Regions from separate parts of the Mus musculus genome. Here region 2 is linked to region 1. A link is a loop called in an ENCODE intact Hi-C map of the cell type or tissue named here. Cell type or tissue: gastrocnemius. All regions are shown on one strand. Links, peaks and the distances in the headings refer to the core of each region. The heading gives the core; the rest is flanking DNA.

What was found. Peaks named below come from ENCODE experiments on the same cell type or tissue, not always from the same donor. Only the 100,000 strongest peaks of a DNase experiment are listed, where the experiment ranks them.
Region 2: a loop joins it to region 1, with 4 times the contacts of the local background. A loop is called at or near these places in 6 of 42 quality-filtered maps.

What each region holds. Positions count from the first base shown.
Region 1 is chr9:52,954,398-52,964,876 of GRCm38, reverse strand. No RefSeq gene overlaps it. Among named protein-coding and RNA genes, the nearest start is that of Gm39339, 82 kb to the right of the region's middle. In gastrocnemius, for the core only: no CTCF peak of the experiment used is centred there; a DNase peak (open chromatin) is centred at 5,015; H3K27ac peaks cover 1,155 bases.
Region 2 is chr9:53,138,784-53,149,262 of GRCm38, reverse strand. The region is part of intron 16 of Ddx10 (DEAD box helicase 10); the gene reads left to right. Among named protein-coding and RNA genes, the nearest start is that of Ddx10, 100 kb to the left of the region's middle. In gastrocnemius, for the core only: a CTCF peak has its summit at 4,860; a DNase peak (open chromatin) is centred at 4,847.

The DNA.
Region 1 (10,479 bases), core at 2,029-7,028:
TTTGATTGATTTATTCATTTTTTAATAAATAATTATTAACTTCTATATGCGACTTCTGCACTAAGTAATTGAAGATGAAACTCTATCCTCAAGGATCTGATAAGTGTGTGGAGGAGACAGATAAGCTAACATGATAGAGGAGACAGATAAGCCAACAGACAATGATAGTAGAACCAGCTATTGCTGGGACATGTAAAGGTATAGGTAAGAAAGGGCATTTAAGCCAATCTTGGACTCAACCGTGGAATTCTAGGTGGAAGAGGCATTTATATTGCTATCTCAGGATGAAGAGAAAGTGGCCAAGCAGAGCCACAGAGAGATTCAGCAGAGTGAGTATGAAGGGTAATGGGAAGTGCAGAAAGCATATGGTGTCATTGGATGGTCTAGGACTAGGGCTGGGTTGAAATAGCCTTGTAGCTGTTTCTTCTGGGGCTCCTGAGAGCCTGTGGGGTCTGGAGATATTTCAGAGAGACAGCATAATTAAGGATGAGTGTAAAGAATTGTCCTTTTGTGGAGTATTAAAAAACATTTTATTACTTTTCAGATACTATTCTGAAATAGTCCCAGTGTGATACTTCTGGTGGTTAATGGTTAGGTGTTTTTGCCTTTATGTGTGGAGAGGGGCAAACAGTAGAGAAAAGTCACTTCCCTCTCATCTCATGACATGATGTTAAATCTGGGTTTTTTTTTTTTTGTAGGATGTATATTCTTGAGGCTCAAGGACTTGGAAGAGTAGACTGTGGCATCTTTAGCCCAGCTAGGTCCTCCTACCCTCTGTAAACTGCTTAAGTAGCTCCCATTAATACTAAATGGTATATTTCTAATTTGAGCAGGGGTTAGGCCAGTTGTCTGGTTGGAAGGAGTGATTTATATATAGTACTTGAAACAGAGATGAGGACACCTATCTAATAATAGGGAGAATAGGTGTGTGTTTACATGGACAGAGGCCAACACATCTCCCAAAATGGTTGCTACTTAACCCTCTTTTGACACCTACATCTTTCTTGCCTATCTACTGTACACAAGAATCATGGTACTCCATTATGGAGTCTCTTGGATTGTCCAGTAAGGATCAGTGATCAGTGATTTAAAGTCTATCTTGGATATGTAAGACTCATCTAAAACCTGTAAATGTGACTTCTGAAGAGTTCTGTCTCTTTTCTCCTGCTCTTACTCTCTGTGTCCCCCAACTCTTTTATATATAATCCAAGGCTGTTCTGTTTGATCTCTGAATTTTCTAGTACTGAGAGGGTTAGCAATTCTAGCTCAGTTGAGCTATTCTTGTGTTACTTGAGGCTGGTGTCTCTATACCCTGTTACTTTTAGCACTGTCACCCATTCCTACCAGAATTCCCTTTTGCCAAAAGACATCTCAGAGGTCACCTTGTTCATCTTACTTGTGATTGAATGTGAGCTAATTTATGAAGACACAGAGCTCTGTACAAACAATGTCTTGTGTACTATGTAAAAAGTCACCTGTCAATAAAATGATGTTTGGCCAATGAGCTGAGGCAGGATTTGAGGAGAGGAAAGCTGAAGAGAGGAGAGGAGAGGAGAGGAGAGGAGAGGAGAGGAGAGGAGAGGAGAGGGAAGAGAGAGAGAGAGAGAGAGAGAGAGAGAGAGAGAGAGAGAGAGAGAGAGAGAGAGAGAGAGAGAGAGAAATATCCTGGGGCTGAGTCAGGGTGGAGAGATTCTCCTGGACACAGAGGAAGATAACCATCATTGCTTGAAACTAAGGACCAGGTAACTAGCCACATGTCATGAGTTGAGCTACATTAAATGGGATAGCTGCGTTATGAGCTAGCAGAAATGAGCCAGAGCTATTGGCATACACATATATTCATATACAAGAAATCTCAGAGTCATTAACTAGGGAGAACTTAAGTGCTGGTAGGAAAGTCTGCAGTTACAGAGCTCACTGTTGTGGCAGACACATCACAATTCTCAATTCAGTATCTTTCCTTTATGTATCATCAGCGTTATCTTTCTTCCCTTCATGTATTCACAATTGGTATAAAAATGAGAACAGGAACTAACATGAGTGACTGACATTGTACTAAGTGTGTTGCACAGATATTTACCCATTGATCTATTGTTGATCCCAGGCCTTCAAATGGGGCATTGGCATTGGCAATCAAGGAAAGGAGCAGACTCAAAGAATGAGTGCAGATGGAAATGGAGTTTGGAGCAAGGTCCAAAGCTTGTATTTCTTCTGCTGGGAATTTGAATTCTGGACTGTTATACTTGGACCTATCATTATAAGGCCTTTAAACCAGAGTCAGGAGATGCTGTTCTTTGCTATTAACATCTTGCAGACAATGAACCTGGGTCTGACTCGCCCTTTTTTATTTTCTACTGTCTACATTAGGCTTCGAGCTGGGTCTCACTACTTAGGATCTGCATTAGCTTACTCCTAATTAAGCCCATGGTCTGTCCTTGCTAATGTGGGTAGAGGACTGACCCCTTTCCTGAAGTCCTTCCTAGGGAGCATATTTTCTTATTCAGTCATCTTGATTCTCTCCCACATTTATTATTGGCTAGTGGACAGTTAAAGAATATTTGCTGACTGTGGGAGGAATAATTTTAAAATGTAAAGTTCACTAGTATCAGAGATGGAGCTCAAATTCTTTCAACTTACCTTTCATAATGCCATATGGAAATGACCTCTTGACTTGGAAGCTTGTGGGTGGCACACTTAATAGCTATTTGGTGTTCTTACTGAAATTACCAGCAGAGACACATGGGAAAGGACGTATGACAAAATAGTGCACATTTTATTATATATGTGTGTACACACACATACATATAGAAACACACACCTTACTCTCTGGTTTCTGTTATGGGATGTGGTAGCAAAGCCTTCAACTCTTTTCTTAGGCATTGACCCATCAGATAAAGACCCACTAGTTGAGTCACCTCAATATGTTTTTGACTCCTATTCGAGGATTGGAATGTATGGTTTAAAGGGCACAGGGTAATTATTATCTTAGATTCACTGTGCCTGTGTCAGGTTTTGGACATCTTCCTGAGCTTTGAGGTGAGGTGTTTTTTGCCTGTGAGTTCCATTGTACTCATACATGGTTCTGCACTGTTTCTTATTTTTCTGAGTTCATCATGACATGCTTTTCAGCATGTTCTTTCATGTTCAGTCCCCATTACCTTCACTGGTGTGTATTTTAAGGACATCTCAAGTTGTAACATCTTTCTGTCATTGTGTCCAGGGCATGCAGCTAGGCTTCTCCTTGGGATGGTCTCTGTTTTGTGTATTGGTCCTTTGGATGTACAGGGGAAAGACAGTGAGTACTTTGTGACTCCTGCCCATACATAAGTGGCATTCCAGACTAGTACCGTCTTGGCTTCTACTGGATTATTTATTGACTCATTGTGAGTGCTCATAGAATTTCTTTCTCCCAGACAAGCTGTGCTTGGATTGTGTATTTTAGAAAAGAAGTTCTTAACACAGAGAAAGGGTCAGAAAGACACTGGAGAAGAATAGTCTGTCTATATGATTCTTCATTGTTTAGTTTTCTGTTTTCTGGGTTTGAAGGTCAAACCCCACACCTTACACATGACAGATAAGTGATTTGCTGCTAAGCCAGATCCCCATCTCCTGCACCCAAGGTTCCTCTGGAGAGGGTTGGAAGATGAGGTTTGTGGGGCTCTGGAGACAGGTGGAAAGCAACATTACCTGTAGATGGCACTTCTTTTCCAAAATCTCATCTCATTTCTTCTTCGGGTCAATTGTACAACTTTTATTAAGACTCATCTATCCTGAAAAGAGTGGCTGTTTCCCCCCTCTTTCCCAGTATAAAGGGGACTTCTCTGCATGCTGGTGGACATTCACTTTAGATTGCTGTTTTCATGGATATACTTTCCAATCTTTCTCCCTAGTCCATCTCTTGTCTTCTTCCCTAAACCTTCCATCTTTGCCCCATACCTTTTCCTGAACTCTACCTCAGTCAGTAATTTACCTGCTCCTAAAATTGGTGAGCTTCTTTTTTTGTTTGTTTTTCAAGACAGGGTTTCTCTGTGTAGCCTTGGCTGTCCTGGAACTTACTCTGTAGACCAGACTGGCCCCGAACTCAGAAATCCTCCTGCCTCTGCCTCCCAAGTTCTGGGATTAAAGGTGTGTGCCACCATGCCTGGCTTGGTGAGCTTCTTATTGTCATGCATTCTGTGATGTGTCCTTTAGAGTGCCTCATGGTTTCTTCTCCTTCTCTAGTCTCAGAGTCTGAGGCACAGTTCAACGGGGCCTGGGAGTTCAATTGAACCACTATGTGCTGCTGTATTCATTTAAAGGTTGCAATTACACCCAAGAAGATAGTAACTACCATTTTGTATTGGGATGCATATTTTATCATGGTGCATTCTTGTGAGTTGTTACATGGGGAGTTTTAGTTATTTTCTACTGTAGATGAACACTGACATAGTATTAGATGTTAAAGATAAGGTGAGGGAGTTTCTGAGGTGAAATGATAAATATTGTCTCTCTCTGATGGCATCCCACCTAAATTATTGAGATGGAATGGCTGGTAGAGCTGGGTAACAGTCCCTCTCTTCAATCTTCCTTCTTACGTCTACCCAGTAAATGGCAAGAATGAGGGGAAGATATGGATATGGCCTTCCCCGTCTGGAACTCATTTATTTGGTATAAAGGATTCTAGAATAAGGTAGATTTTCCCCCCTTCATTATTTTCTAACAGATTTTCTCTCCCTGTTATGTTGTAAGATTGATTTCTCTCTTCAAAATGTGTTCATGGGGATGAGGGCTTTCCGGTGAAAGCATTACAAATCACCCACAAACCCCAGGCATCTTTGGGAGGAGCAAGGCTGTTTCTCTAAAACTCATTTTTCATGGAGAACAGCACCACCTGCCATCGTCCTGCATTTCCAATTTCAGAACGTCCTTGTCTGTTTGGAGCTCCGGTGTGTGAATTTCAGATGAGCCAGTGCCAGCTTTTCAGTTCACGCGCTTTGAGGAGACGCTGCAGTGGCAGCTGATGGAAACCCAGTGGCTGAGGAAGCCTGCCTGAATCAGAAGCCTGGGTTCCAGTGAAGTCTCCATCTTGCAGTTGCAGGGTTCTGGCTTGTCATCAGTCAGACCATATTTCAAAGTGACTTCACAGCAATCAAGTGATTGGCTCCTCCCAGGATCCTGTGGATGAGGGAGAGAAGGAAGCCAAGAGCTTGAATGGTTTTGTAAACCTTGGCTCAATGCATGATACTGGTAGAGCTGGCACAAGAACTCCATTCTTCTTCATTTTACCAAGGATCCAAGGCCTGGAGCATGGTATTTAGAACTCTGCAGAAAGCTTCTTGGGTTGTTTAGCAGCAAGGAACTGGAATGGAATCAGAAAATTAGCATCAAGGTATTTGGCTTTTTAATTAGCCATCAACGTATCTTTATATTAAATTCCTGCTATAATATTTGACTTCCTGTAGGTAGCCAGCAAATGTCTGTTAAAGTGATGAGTAAGCTTTCTTCTGTGCTCTGAGAAAATAGAGCTCTGCCTGGACGAGTCAAAGCAGACAGATTAGAGAGTGACTGCAGAGGTATGACCCTGAGGCTTTGAACAGGACGACGACAACAACAACAACAACAACAACAACAACAACAACAACAACAAAATATGATGCAAAATGAGCCCTAGGATTTCTGTATCTCCTATACAGACCTTCTGTGCTTTGGACACGCAGACACACAGACATATTTATATATGTGTGTATGTATGTATGCATGCATGTTATGTGTTTAGATACTGGAAACCCCTCTGAGAAAAGAACAACTATATTCTATTACACATTTCTTTCCCAGTGACCATTGTGGCTTTGGAGTACATGGCCCAGGCACAAGGTTTAAAGAGTTTAGAGGAGTAGTTGTTGGGATTTGATTTTTGCCTCCATGCTTGATGCTATTCAACTCTTTAACCTTTTTATTGGGCTCATTGTTTTATGGCTGGGAATAGAAGTATCACAATCAATCATACAACTCAGACAAGATTTGTTGCTTGGTATTTTCTTGACTCTTCTTACATAGGTCATGGTGTTGCATGTATGTATGTATGTATGTATGTATGTATGTATGTATGTATCACTTTCACTGAGTGTCTGAAGCTGCATCTTTGCATCCCCTTTGACCATCACCCATACAAAGCATTGCTTCTAGTCTTGCTTGTTTTTACCTGGCAGCTCCTACTCACCGTGGTTTAATAGGGGTAAAAACATTTACAAGTTGGGAATATAAAGTCTTATCAAAATACTAACCAAGGCAGTTTTGAATGCAGAACAAGTCAGATTAAGTCCATCTGTGTACTGATGAGGAAACAGACTCTGAAGAGGTTTTGTGCACACCATCTTTTCAGAGAACTGGTGATTGAGTTGAGCATAGAACCAGGTCTCTTTACGTTCCCCTTTTTATTTTTAAAGTTGCTTTTAATTGGTAATTAATAATAATAATAATAATAATAATAATAATAAAATCAGGTATAACGTGGAGCCTCAGGACTGATTAAAGTGTACTATCTCATATAGGTCATCCTTTCTCCCTTCTCACTGAAACCTAATACTTGACAGAAGCAACTTACTAGAAAAGGATGTGTTCAGTTCAAGATGTCATGATTGGGAAGGCGTGGCAGCCCATGGGAGCCATCATTCACTGGGAGTGCAGACTGCCATGTTCTTGTCTATCTTCTTGTCTGACTGAACAGGAGGGAGGGAGGGAGGGAGGGAGGGAGGGAGGGAGGGAGGGAGAGAGGGAGGGAAGAGGAGCTCAAGTTTTACCTCTTAAAGATCTAATAACATCCCAAAATAGCTTCCTAAGCTGAAGATCGAGTATTAAAAGACACAAGCCTACAGAGGTCTTTGAGGTTCACACTCAAACAGTAAGGACATATTTAACTTTTAGAGATAGGAACCTTACAATTTACACTTTAAGTGTTTCTTCAGAATTTATTTTATTGTTACTGGCTTTAGTCACTATATTGATCTCTTGAATGAGTATTTATCATCCAAATGAAAATAGGTGTTCTTAGATCAGTACCTCTTAATTTTTCCTTCTCTTGCTGTGGCTTTATGGCTCCTCCTTCTTCAACATATAAAAACATCTAAGTTCACTGAGTTAGTAACAGGACCTATAGAAAGGTCTTTTTTTAGCTCAGTGGGCATACTCGCTTCTCTGTCCCCTGTCCATCTTCACCCTGGGGTCAAGAGGAGGAATTTCAGAAGCAAGAGCTTTCACTGCCGAATATTGTTATCTCAAGAGTCAAGGCCATGGGCCATTAGCAAAAGCATTACAGCTAGTTCCTACAAAGAACTCTGATGTGATCCCCATGGTAATATGACCAGAGTGGAAATGGCAGTTGTAATGCATCAGGGAGCTGATTGTTAGCTGTGGAAGACCACAGACCATAGATATAAGGAGCTCCTTGGGACCCATGATCTCATACTGGTGATGCTGGATGCCAGCCAAAGTTTGTAAATGAATGAGCCTGAACAAACTTGATTTGTTAAGCTGCATAGAAGTAGAGAGAGTCAGATTCCAGATTGTGTCTGGTTCTGGTAAATGATTGAGCTCCATATTGGTTTTTTTTTTTAAGTGGATTCTTCTCTCATGCAATACATCCTGACCACAGTTTCCCTTTCCCCCACTCCTCACAGTTTCCTTTGCCACATCCTCTAAATCCACACTCCTTCATCTCCCTTCAGAAAAGAGCAGACCTCCAAGAGACAACAACCAAACACAATAAAACAACACAATAAGACAAGGCAAAAGCTCTAATACTGAGGCTGGACAAGGCAACCCAACAGGAGGAAAAGAGTCCCAAGATCAGATAAAAGAGGGGCTGGAGAGATGGCTCAGTGCTTAAGAGCACTGACTGCTCTTCCAGAGTTACTGAGTTCAATTTCCAGCAACCACATGGTGGCTCACAACCATCTGTAATTGGGATCTGATGCCCTCTTCTGGTGTGTCTGAAGATAGCTATACTGCACTCATATAAATAATTTTTAAGAAAGAATGAATGATTCTTTCCAGCTTCTGGCTATTATAAATAAGGCTGCTATGAAGATAGTGGAGCATGTGTCCTTCTTACCAGTTGGAACATCTTCTGGATATATGCCCAGGAGAGGTATTGCTGGATCCTCTGGTAGTACTATGTCCAATTTTCTGAGGAACCGCCAGCCTGATTTCCAGAGTGGTTGTACAAGCCTGCAATCCCACCAACAATGGAGGAGTGCTCCTCTTTCTCCACGTCCACGCCAGCATCTGCTGTCACCTGAATTTTTGATCTTAGCCATTCTGACTGGTGTGAGGTGGAATCTCAGGGTTGTTTTGATTTGCATTTCCCTGATGATTAAGGATGTTGAACATTTTTTCAGGTGCTTCTCTGCCATTCGGTATTCCTCAGGTGAGAATTCTTTGTTCAGTTCTGAGCCCCATTTTTTAATGGGGTTATTCGATTTTCTGAAGTCCACCTTCTTGAGGTAACACATTCACAAAGGAACTCACACAATATGTACTCACTGATAAGTGGATACTAGCCCCAAACCTAGGATTCCCAAGATATAAGATACAATTTGCTAAACACATGAAACTCAAGAAGAATGAACACTGAAGTGTGGACACTATGCCCCTCCTTAGAATTGGGAACAAAACACCCATGGAAGGAGTTACAGAGACAAAGTTTGGAGCTGAGATGAAAGGATGGTCCATGTAGAGACTGCCATATCCAGGGATCCACCCCATAATCAGCATCCAAACACTGACACCATTGCATACACTAGCAAGATTTTATCAAAAGGACCCAGATGTAGCTGTCTCTTGTGAGACTATGCCGGGGCCTAGCAAACACAGAAGTGGATGCTCACAGTCAGCTAATGGATGGATCACAGGGCTCCCAATGGAGGAGCTAGAGAAAGTAAAAGGAGCTAAAGGGATCTGCAACCCTATAGGTGGAACAACATTATGAACTAACCAGTACCCCAGAGCTCTTGACTCTAGCTGCATATGTATCAAAAGATGGCCTAGTCGGCCATCACTGGAAAGAGAGGCCCATTGGACACGCAAACTTTATATGCCCCAGTACAGGGGAATGCCAGGGTCAAAAAGGGGGAGTGGGTGGGTAGGGGAGTGGGGGTGGGTGGGTATGGGGGACTTTTGGTATAGCATTGGAAATGTAAATGAGCTAAATACCTAATAAAAATGGGAAAAAAAGAAAGAATGAATGAAAGAAAGAAAGAGAGAGAGAGAGGGAGAGAGAGAGAAAGAAAGAAAGAAAGGAAGGAAGGAAGGAAGGAAGGAAGGAAGAAAGAGAGAGAGAGAGAAAGAAAGAAAGAAAGAAAGAAAGAAAGAAAGAAAGAAAGAAAGAAAGAAAGAAAGAAAGAAAAATAGTCAAAGACATACCCACGTCCACAGTTAGAGAACTCCCACAAAACAAGTTAACGGCCACAATGTATATGCAGAGGACCGGATACAGACTCCTTCAGACCCCCATGCTTCATGCTTCAGGCTCTGTGAGCCCATATGTGCCCTGTTTAGTTGATTTAGTGGGCCATATTCTCCTGGTGTCCCCTATCTCCTCTGACTCCTACAATCTTCTGGCCCCCATCTTTGGTGGGATTCCCCAAGTTCCAAGTTGAGAGATCCAATGTAGACCTCCAATTTAGATTCTCTCTTCACATAATGTCTGGCTGTGGGTTTCCACATGTACTCTCATCTGCTGTGGGAAGTCTCACTGATGATGGCTGAACAAGGCATCCATCTATGAGTGTAGCAGAATGTCATTTCGTTGATTGTTATTTGTCTGGTTCTACCCTAGGTCTCTGGGCTATCTGGTCTCATCCAAGCAATGTCAGGCATGGTCTCCATTCCTGGAATGAACCTCAAGTTAAATCAGACATTGGTTATTCCCATAAGTTCTGTACCACCATTGACTCAGCACATCTTGCACTAAGGACATAATATAGGTCAAAAGTATTATGGCTGAGTTGGTGTCCATGTTTCTTTTTTAAGCCTGTAGAGTACCTTCCCCTACCAAAGAGACTAGAAGTTAGGAAAGAAGGCTCCATGAATGCACCCACTGGACCTTTCCATGTTCAATGAGCTGTGTGGATGTTGTCCTCAGTAATGGAACCTCACTGTCAGCTTGCTGAGAGCAACCCTCTGTCCTAGCATCAACCTGGGTTATTTAGGGATCTCTACAGGACCCCTTGGCTAACAACAACCAAATGAAACCCAGTCCCGTCACTGAAAACCTTTAATGGCTACAAAAGATGGCCAGACTCCATATCCCCTATTACTAGGAATCTTCACTAAGATCATCCTCATAGTTTTCTGCAAGTTTCCACGGCACTAGGTTTCCATACCCACTAAGTGCCCCCAATTCTAGCTGTAACTACCTATATTTCTTACTTCCATCCCATCTCCTCCACCTCCATGTGACATGAAGCCATTTTGCTTTGTGTCATGGATCCTTACTGCCAC
Region 2 (10,479 bases), core at 2,868-7,867, 180 kb before region 1:
CCTTGTAGCCTAGTCTTTACTTTGTCATTTGTTTTCTTTATAAAGTGTTAAAAATTCTAAGCTAGCTTGTGATCTGGACTTTGCCTGACCCTTCTGACCACCTTTCCTATTAAACACAGAAGACAAATGACTTTGTGGGCCAACTGAAGGATTTGCATACTTGTCATTTTTAGGCTAAAAATATGGCTTATTTGTACTCAATTGGATAATTTAATAATAGATTACAGTGAGAACATCAGTTGGCTTTGCTTTACCTCTGATGATCTAGATGGAAACACTATAAGCTTCAGTATTCCCCAAAACATGTAGTTTCCCTGGAATGTATGTGTAAAGTTGTAAGCACCATCCATATGCAACTGTTACTTTTAAACTGACATGCTTAATATCGAGAAGGTTTCCGAAAGCTCCTGCATTCTGAGGGCATCTGATAGAAATGACTTCTGGGACCCAGGGGCAAACACTGAATTTCATTTCACATTCTATATGTGCCATGCCTGACTAGCCATGATTGAGTTTTTCTTGGCAGTTAGCAAACGTCTGACTCACTTGAGCAAGTCCACCATGTTCTTTGCTCCCCCACCTTTATACTGGTTGTAGCACATAGGAAGCAAGTTGGAGATGATACCGCTGCTGTACTTTGGAAGTGGAAACCAGTTAATTACTTTATGGTGTAAAAGAAAAAGAGTGCTTACATTCACTACTAAATCCACTCTGTCTTGTGTCATGACCTGGAAATTGGATCATAGGAACAGTAATGGATAAAGTCTAAGAAGAAAATCTTAATCTTAATGAAAACAGTTGATCTTTATGGGTATTTCATGGTCAACATTAACACAAGCATACTTTGTTTTAATAATAAGCTCTCAATTTCCAGATAGTAAATGTCATGTTTCTATATTTCCTTTGTGTTTTTACATTTGTTTGTATAGTCTTCCTTTGTATTTGTGGGTCTCTTATCTGTAGAGTAATCTATCTATAGACCAGAATTGTAGCTAAGCCTACATTTATAGTGAACATGTACATATCCTTGCATTAATTTTTAAAGAAGATTTTATATTTAATTATGTGTTCTTGTTTGTGGCGGTGTGGGGCTATGTGTATATGACTGCAGGTGCCTGTGGAGGTCAGGTCTCCCTAGAGTTGGAGCTATAAGTGGTTGTGAGCCATGTGATGTGGGTGCCGAGAACTGAATTTGGATCCTCTGGAAAAGTAACAAGTGTTCTTTTTTTTTTTATTTTTTTATTTTTTTTTTCCATTTTTTATTAGGTATTTAACTCATTTACATTTCCAATGCTATACCAAAAGTCCCCCATATCCACCCACCCCCACTCCCCTGCCCACCCACTCCCCCTTTTTGGCCCTGGTATTCCCCTGTACTGGGGCATATAAAGTTTGCAAGTCCAATGGGCCTCTCTTTCCAGTGATGGCCGACTAGGCCATCTTTTGATATATATGCAGCTAGAGTCAAGAGCTCCGGGGTACTGGTTAGCTCATAATGTTGTTCCACCTATAGGGTTGCAGATCCCTTTAGCTCCTTGGCTACTTTCTCTAGCTCCTCCATTGGGAGCCCTATGATCCATCCATTAGCTGACTGTGAGCATCCACTTCTGTGTTTGCTGGGCCCCGGCATAGTCTCACAAGAGACAGCTACATCTGCGTCCTTTCAATAAAATCTTGCTAGTGTATGCAATGGTGTCAGCGTTTGGATGCTGATTATGGGGTGGATCCCTGGCTATGGCAGTCTCTACATGGTCCATCCTTTCATCTCAGCTCCAAACTCCGTCTCTGTAACTCCTTCCATGGGTGTTTTGTTCCCAAATCTAAGGAGGGGCATAGTGTCCACACTTCAGTCTTCATTCTCCTTGAGTTCCATGTGTTTAGCAAATTATATCTTATATCTTGGGTATCCTAGGTTTGGGGCTAATATCCACTTATCAGTGAATACATATTGTGTGAGTTTCTTTGTGAATGTGTTACCTCACTCAGGATGATGCCCTCCAGGTCCATCCATTTGGCTAGGAATTTCATAAATTCATTCTTTTTAATAGCTGAGTAGTACTCCATTGTGTAGATGTACCACATTTTCTGTATCCATTCCTCTGTTGAGGGGCATCTAGGTTCTTTCCAGCTTCTGGCTATTATAAATAAGGCTGCTATGAACATAGTGGAGCATGTGTCCTTCTTACCTGTTGGGGCATCTTCTGGATATATGCCCAGGAGAGGTATTGCTGGATCCTCCGGTAGTACTATGTCCAGTTTTCTGAGGAACCGCCAGACTGATTTCCAGAGTGGTTGTACAAGCCTGCACTCCCACCAACAATGGAGGAGTGTTCCTCTTTCTCCACATCCTCGCCAGCATCTGCTGTCACCTGAATTTTTGATCTTAGCCATTCTGACTGGTGTGAGGTGGAATCTCAGGGTTGTTTTGATTTGCATTTCCCTGATGATTAAGGATGTTGAACATTTTTTCAAGTGCTTCTCTGCCATTCGGTATTCCTCAGGTGAGAATTCTGTAACAAGTGTTCTTAATCATTGAACTACCTCTCCAACCTTTGCCATTATTATTATTATTATTGTTGTTGTTGTTGTTGTTGTTATTTTAAAGAACTTAACAATTGCATACAACTTAACATAGTACTGGGTATTATAACTGGTGTGATCTAGAGTATAGGGACTTGGGCATCTTCAGGTTTGGGTGTTTGAGAATGGATAAGAAACTTGTCTTGTTTTGAGGGAAGACTATGTAGTATAGTTTATTTTTTATATTTGTTGATGCTGTGTTCTGAGTCTTTCATAATAGTTTGAATTGTAAGAAGTTATTCTCACTTACTAGACTGCTTCTAAATATTCTTTCCTTAGTTTCCCCATAGGTGGGCGTCTGTGTTTAGTTTTGATCCTCTTTTTGTTGGGGAAGTCGATTTATGGCCCAGTGTTAAGTTTTTCCAATAGGGCTGATCTTGAATGTGAACTTGTTGATGAAAACCTCCCTCCTCTCCTCCCTTTTCATGTTTTTGCACATCAAGTAGAGGACGTCCTTGTCAGGGGAAGGTCTTGTAACTGTATCTGTGTAGCCATGGAGGAGAATGCTGAGGATAAATGAAAGAAGGCAAGGCTGTGCCAATGACAAGGTTGTCTACTCTGGACCTTTAATAGATGAAGCTTTGTCTTACAGCTGCTGAGCATAGTTGAGAAACCTCCATATCACAGCCCCTTTCTGGGGGTGCAGAAATGAGAGCTGTCTCCTTTGAGAGTGTTATCGTGGGCAGAATGGCCAATTTTTAACCAGTTCCCTGACATTCTCTGTATACTGAGGTAAAATGAAAGCCTAGTGCACCTCTCAGAAACTTGATATATTATTTTGTTAAAGTTTATATCTGTGATCTGTTGAAAGAAAAATATGAGGGTGAAACTTTCATGATTTCCTGAGTACCCAGTATTTAGTGGTTTGGGAGATACGGGTTTCTAAAATCCATCCATCCATCCATCCATCCATCCATCCATCCATCCATCCATCCATCCATTGCTTGTTTTTTGTTTAAGTATATTAACCGTGTGTGTGAGTGTGCATGTGTACACATTACAGTGCACATGTGTAGGTCAGAGGACAACTTGCTGGAGTTCTCTCCTTTCACCATGTGTGTCCCTGGTTTAAATAAATACAGGCTTTCCGGATTGGTGTCAAGCATGCTTACCCACTGAGCATTTTACTGGCTCCAAGATACAGATCTTTTCGTTAATGAAAACTTTCTAAAGTAAAGAAATAAGCTGAACAGGAGGACTGCTTGTTTTTCAGCTAACAAAATGAAATATAGTTGTCATGATGATCAATAGAGTACATTGCTTTTGGAGTTAAGAGTTGTTAGTCTTTGAAATAAAGCTCATTATTTAGCTCTCATTTAGCTAGGTTTCCTAAGGCACTGGTGGTTGGTCACACATGCTGATTATAAGAGCTGATGGCTGGAAGGAGTTTTGCAGTTATGTAAAGAAAGAAAAAACAGTGCAAAAACTTGAGATACACCCTCAGACTTGTCAGGGCTCCCATAACTTTGAAAAGAAGGAGGATTTATTAAGTAGAAGTATATTGCTGATGAAATAGAATATTGTTGATAAAGGAACAAAGAGAACAACTTAGAACTGAAACCCTGGAAAGTGACATTATATTGAAATTTAAAACAATTTATATATTTTGAGGTTGAAAGTTCTATAGTCATAAGTCTTTCTAGTTTTATTGCTGGGATACTTAATTTACTTTGACAATAATGGTCTTAAGAATAGTTTACTCAGCAGATAAAGGCAAGTAAAAGAGGGAAATAGAGGAGAAACAAAGTAAGGGCAGGAGTAGAGAAGAATATTATAGAAGAAAAAAGAAAGCAGTAAGAGGCGAGGAGAAAGAAAAAGATTTACTAAGAATGAGAGTGCATGCAGCAGTAGGTTCAGCTCAGACAGAAGATAACACAGGGAAAAGCATTCCCAGACTTGTGTACTGGGAGCACATTTCATCAACTGATAGTAAGGAACCTTCTCTTGATGGACCTGGGCCTGAACTCAAATCTGTGCAGCCACACATCTGTCTTTCACTGCGATAGAACACGGAAACCTTGAAGCTACAACCATCTGTTTTACACCTACTTTGCTATGTTACTTCAGCAGGGTGATTAACGCTGGGGAGTCTTGGAAGTATGAAAAAAAGGCCCCGTGTCCCTACATACCTCAGTGGTTGTGGTTGCTTCCTACATTCCTGGCACAGTTGGGAAGCACCCCTCATCTTGAGCAGCTACCCTAGGGATTTTGAGCTGGGGAGTTTTAGAAGGGTGAGTCAACCTGTCTAGCCCACAGATTGCAAAGCTAAGCGTGACCACTAGAGGCCTCTGCCACACAAGGGAAACTATTAATGTGAAAACAGTCTGGCTGACATAATAAATGCAAACACCAGCATATGCTATAGAAAAGAAGAGGTGGCATCCTACTTAGGTTTCTATTGCTGTGATAACGTCCACGACCAAAAGCAACTTGTGGAGGAAAGGATTTATTTCTGATTATAGTTTTGTAGTGCATTTGGAAGGAACTCAGGGCAGAAACTCAAGGCAGGAACCTGGAGACAAAACTGAAGCTCAGGCTATGAAGGAACTGCTTACTGTTTTACTCCTAATGGCCCGCTCAGCCTGATTTCTTATGCAACCCAGGACCACCTACCCAAGGGTTGTACTGCCCAAAAGGATCTCGGCCCTCTCAGTCATTAATCAAGACAATACCCCACAGGTTTGCCAACAGGCCAGTCTTATTGAGTCATTTTCCTCAATGAAGATTCCTTCTTTGCAGCCATCTAGATCTGTCAGGTTGACTAAAGCAACCAGCAGAACTGGCATATTTAAGTTTAGCTCCCACTATACATATGATTGGCAGTTTCTAATTTTCATGAACCCATAAAGAAGCTTTATGTAATCTTTCTGTATGTGTTTTCCCTATTATGCTTCCCTTTTTGCTTTTTATTTTTTATTTTTTGTACAAGATGTTAGAGCAGTTCACTTAAAAATCAAATGACTCATTTAGAGCAATCACTATTAGTAAGTGAATATATTGGAATGAGGTATTTCTGCTTCCCCAAATGACAAAGCTCTTTTACTGTATTGCATGTAAAAGTTTTGCTTAATTTTTGTTTTTCTAGTCTGCTCAATAGATTTCCCAAATAGATAAATGTGGTTGCAAATGCCCTTAAATCCCAGACGGGGTTCTGCGTTTTATCTTTAAAGGAGAAAGGAGTCAGTGGGTAATGAAAACAGACAGGTGAACACAGCTAACAAAGAATAAGCTTTGCACTGATTATTTAAAAGTGTTCTTGGTTTTAGAAGTGAGTGATAGGGCAGTGATTTCCTATTTTTAAGAATTTATGGTATCTACTATCTCTTGTATTAGTGGCATAAGGAAGACTTTTGAGGATACATTTTTATTTTTTGTTTTGCGTGGGCTTTAGAGTTACAAAGCTTTATTGTTTCTTCTTTTTAAGCCATAAAGACTTTTGTTGGAGAGCACCATAAACTAGTGCTCCAAAGAATCTAAAGTTAGGTACTAGAAGAATTTGTCCTTGCAAGTAGTCATGTGTCTCTAAAATACCACTAAGAAGAATTTGTTTTTTCTCTCTGATACAGTTTTTGTTTGTTAGGTTTTTTCTTTTTGGCCCTCCAATGAAAATACTTGGAAACTAAAATTTTGTTGCTGTTGTTATTATAACCAACAATAAGTAATTTATCTTTACTCTATTTTCTTGCTTTGGGGAAAAGATATTGCCAGGTATTTATAATATTTCATGCATAAAGATTTTTCTCTTCCATGTTTTTTTTTATTATTATTGATATATTACAGGATTGAAAGATTTCTTTACTGGAAGACAACTCTTGAATTTGTTATTTTTATGGTGTGTTGGTGTAGCTGTTCTACAACATCATCTGGAGTGCCTTAGCCTTTCAGAATGCTTTCATCAAGATAATCTTTAAGCAATGAGTTTATGAAATAAGTGGAAGCACTATAGCCTTAAAACTTCTGAAAGAAGCTTGCCTCAGAATATCTGCTCACTGACTTGGACCAGGTCAGATTTAACTGGTGAAATGAAAGCATTCTCAGGTTTCTGTCTGACTCAACAAAGGTCTTTTGGCCTTATTCAGGACTTTGTTTTGTCTCTAAAGTCCCTGGGGCCTTCAGTCTCTTGAGGGTTAGGTGCACCATCTCTGAATGAACACAGACCTGGCAGTCCTCTACTGTATGTGTGTTGGGGGCCTCATATCAGCTGGTGTATGCTGCCTGTTTGGTGGTCCAGTGTTTGAGAGATCTCGGGGGTCCAAATTAATTAAGACTCCTGGTCCTCCTACAGGATCATCCTTCTCAGCTTCTTTCAGCCTTCCCTAATTCAACAACAGGGGGTCAGCTGCTTCTGTCCATTGGTTGGGTGCAAATATCTGCATCTGATTCTTTCAGTTGCTTGTTGGGTCTTTCAGAGGGCAGTCATGATAGATCCCTTTTTGTGAGCATTCCATTGACTCAATAATAGTGTTAGACCTTGAGTCCTCCCCTTGAGCTGGATCCCACTTTGGGACGATCGCTGGACCTTCTTTTCCTCAGGCTCCTCTCCTTTTCCATCCCTGCAGTTCTTTCAGACAGAAACAATTATGGGTCAGAGTTGGAACACAGCATACTTCAATCAAGATTTTTTTTAATTGAAAATGAAGTGGTAGGTTAGATTTCTATAAGAACTGTCAGCTCAGATGTTTAAGTTTGGAGATTCTTGAATATAAGATTTTTATGAATAACTTTGGTAATAAGCTATAACCCCTATAAAGGGGCTTAAATGAAAGCTCTGAAAGTTTATATTCTTTATTATTTATATTCTTCAAATACATAATTTTAATATCCCCATGTTCCAAGAAATGTAGTGATTCACCTCCTAAAATTTATACATTTCTCTCAAATAAGAAAATGAATAGTTCTTGTGGTTCTGTAGCTTAGAAAAATGTTTCCTAAAGTGCTCTTACCCTTAAATGTTTTGCCCTTGTCTGTACAACTGCTACTTGGTGGTTTGTAGTGCTCCTTTGAGAAAAACAAAATGAAGGAAGAAAAAGAACAAATATTCCCTAAGCAAAGGTGGAAACATTAGAATGGATGAAAACATCCACACTGTGAATTCTTCTCCATTGTAATTATCTGGTAATAGGTTATGGGTCTTCCTTAATCAGTAACTGCCAAGCTCCCTAGTTGCTCTCAGAAGAACATGAGGTCTCAAAGTTCATTTCTGGCCCATAAGTTTTGTGGCCCAGGATATATCTTCTTAACTCTAGTTTCTTCTTCTATAATACAGCAGCGATGTGGCCTGCATTGTCAGCCTTCCAGGGCTCTTTTCGAGGATGGTACATCTATATAGTGAGCTGTGATCACCTTTAAAGATGCAAATTATTGCAGTCAGCACATTGCATATGTTCTTTAAGATAAACTTACTCTGAGGATTAGTGGAAGCTGGAGTGTGTTGTCACTAAGTGGCTCAAAGGTGCTTCAGCTGTAGACATCTAGCACCTTCCTTCCTTCGTCTCTCCCATCTAAATATTTGGGTGGAAGGCGTATAAATTTCTTTCTTTATAAATTCTTTATATTATTAAAACCTGAGGTACTTTAAAGTCCTGAGGTAAGAATCCCTTTTTGGTTCCATTTATGCTTCTATAGGAGAGTGTCTATGTGAGGGGAAGTGTGCTCTCGTGAGTCATTCAAGCTCAGCATCCCCGGCTCTATTTGTGTTTCGGAGTACTTGCCAGCATCTCGTGTTTTTACTCTGTAAACTTTCAAACCGCATGCAAAAGAAATTGCCCTTGGTACTTTACACTAAACTGGTACTAACCTAGTCTGTTTAATGGTCTGAGACTCTGATCTCTGGTTTTTGGTGCCCGCAGAGGTCAGTGTGGCATTGAATAGATCTACTGTGACTCAGATGTTCTGGACTAGACAGATGTCTTATAGCCTCCCTTTCAGGTTTACAATTCCCTTAGGTAATAAAATATTCACTGTCAGTTTTATGTCCCTTTCTACATAACATTTGCAGGTGTGTGGGTTTATTCTATATAGCATTTCCAACAGTAGTTAGAATGTAGAAGAAATCTGTAATCATCACAGGGCGTTTTTTTGGACTTTATACGAGTTTTTAGAGAATGGTTTTGAGAATATAGAATATATCAGATTTTACTGTCATGCAAAAGGGAAACAGGAGACCTAGCTAAATAGTAATAGAGGCTATTAGATACCAAAAGGAGGGAAGATCCTAAAAGGATTCATCTTTTTGCTCTACAGGTCTTAAAGTGCCTATCATGTGTTAATCCTGATAATGGCAAGATTGAATTAAACCTGTTCTTGAGCAACTCACAGTGTAATAAAAGAAACTTGCCTTTCTGATCCTGCCTGATTTCACTTGATATGATGATCTTTAGTTTAATTCATTTTTGCAGGTGGCATAATTTCATACTTTTGTTGCTGGATAAACTTTTATATTTGTATCACATTTTCTTTATCTGTTTATTTATGGGTATTTAGATTAATTCTGTAACTTGGTTATCAAAAAATGCTTAAGTAAACATAGATTACATAATTATTTCTGTTGTACATTGACCTAGATCCCTTGGGTTATATACTCAGATGTGGTATGGTTTCCTGGAATTTATGTTCATGTGAACATGAAACAGTGAAAAATGCTTTCCCAGTCAGTTCTTTTCAATGAAAATGAGCTCAATTGGGAAAGCACTTTTTTTCATTATTTAATGCTCAAATCTGAAAATATTAATATTTAAATGTCAGAGAAATCTCTTAGAATAACATATATTTGATGTTCTTGAACCTTTCCATTTGACTATTTCATCACATTTTTATTGAGTAAATTTTTATTAGTATTTGTTTGGTGGTGGCGGGGTCTGGTACCCTTCTGAAGGTCACTTAATGTATAAACAGTGCCCTAAATATGAACAGACTGTGTGAGTCATCACGGTGAGTATCAAAAAGAAGACTGAAAAAAAGTGTGTTTAAATGTATTTACAGATCACAAAATCTCAATTTTGTTCTTGCTTGATATTCTATAATTTTGCAAAAAGATTTTTTTGTATTAAGAAAAATTTGGTAGTTATTCTAGTTTCTAAAATTATGCTTTTTATGAAGTATGCTAAATCTGTTAAAATATTTTTACAGGCATTTTGACAGTTAATATTTTTACCTTCATTGTAGAGAATTCTGGTAAAATGTATATATATATATTAGAAGACTGAAATTCAAGAATTTCTATAATCATTGCCTAGAAAACTGGGAATAATTTTTAGTGTTTGCACACTTACATAATTGTGTCAAATTCTTAAAATTCTATTTTAGTAGATTATCTAAACTAATAAGTATATATCTAACAGAGTACCTTACATTTCAAAACTATAACATGGCATTGTCATGTATGAATGTGTTGAGCTAGAATCATAGCTACCACAGGGTTCCTGTGGCCTCTGGGCCACCTCTTGGACACATCTGGCTAGATTCCTTTGATGAATATATTCCTATAGGCAGTTGCCTATTTGACATCTTTATTTGGGGTTTAAAATGACAATCTCAATATATTTAAATGCAAGCTTCATATCTTTGTGACCCAAATATGTTATTGCCATGATCTTCCTTATCCCAGAAGATAATAACCCATCTTTCCACCAGCTGAACAGAAATCTTAAAAATACTGTTGACTTTCTGTTCATATTCTTCCAGGGCTTATCAGAAAGTGCTATTTATTTTACCTTAAAAATTGAAAATTTGCTATAGATCAGATGTCTGAAGTTATTATTAATTAATAGTGACATAACATGGTTAGGGTTGTTTTTAATAGTTTTCAAAAATTGCTTTATTTACTTTCTAAATGTTGCCCCCCTTCCCAGCCCTTCCTCCAAGAGTTCTTCACCGTATTCCCTCTCCCCCTTGATTCTG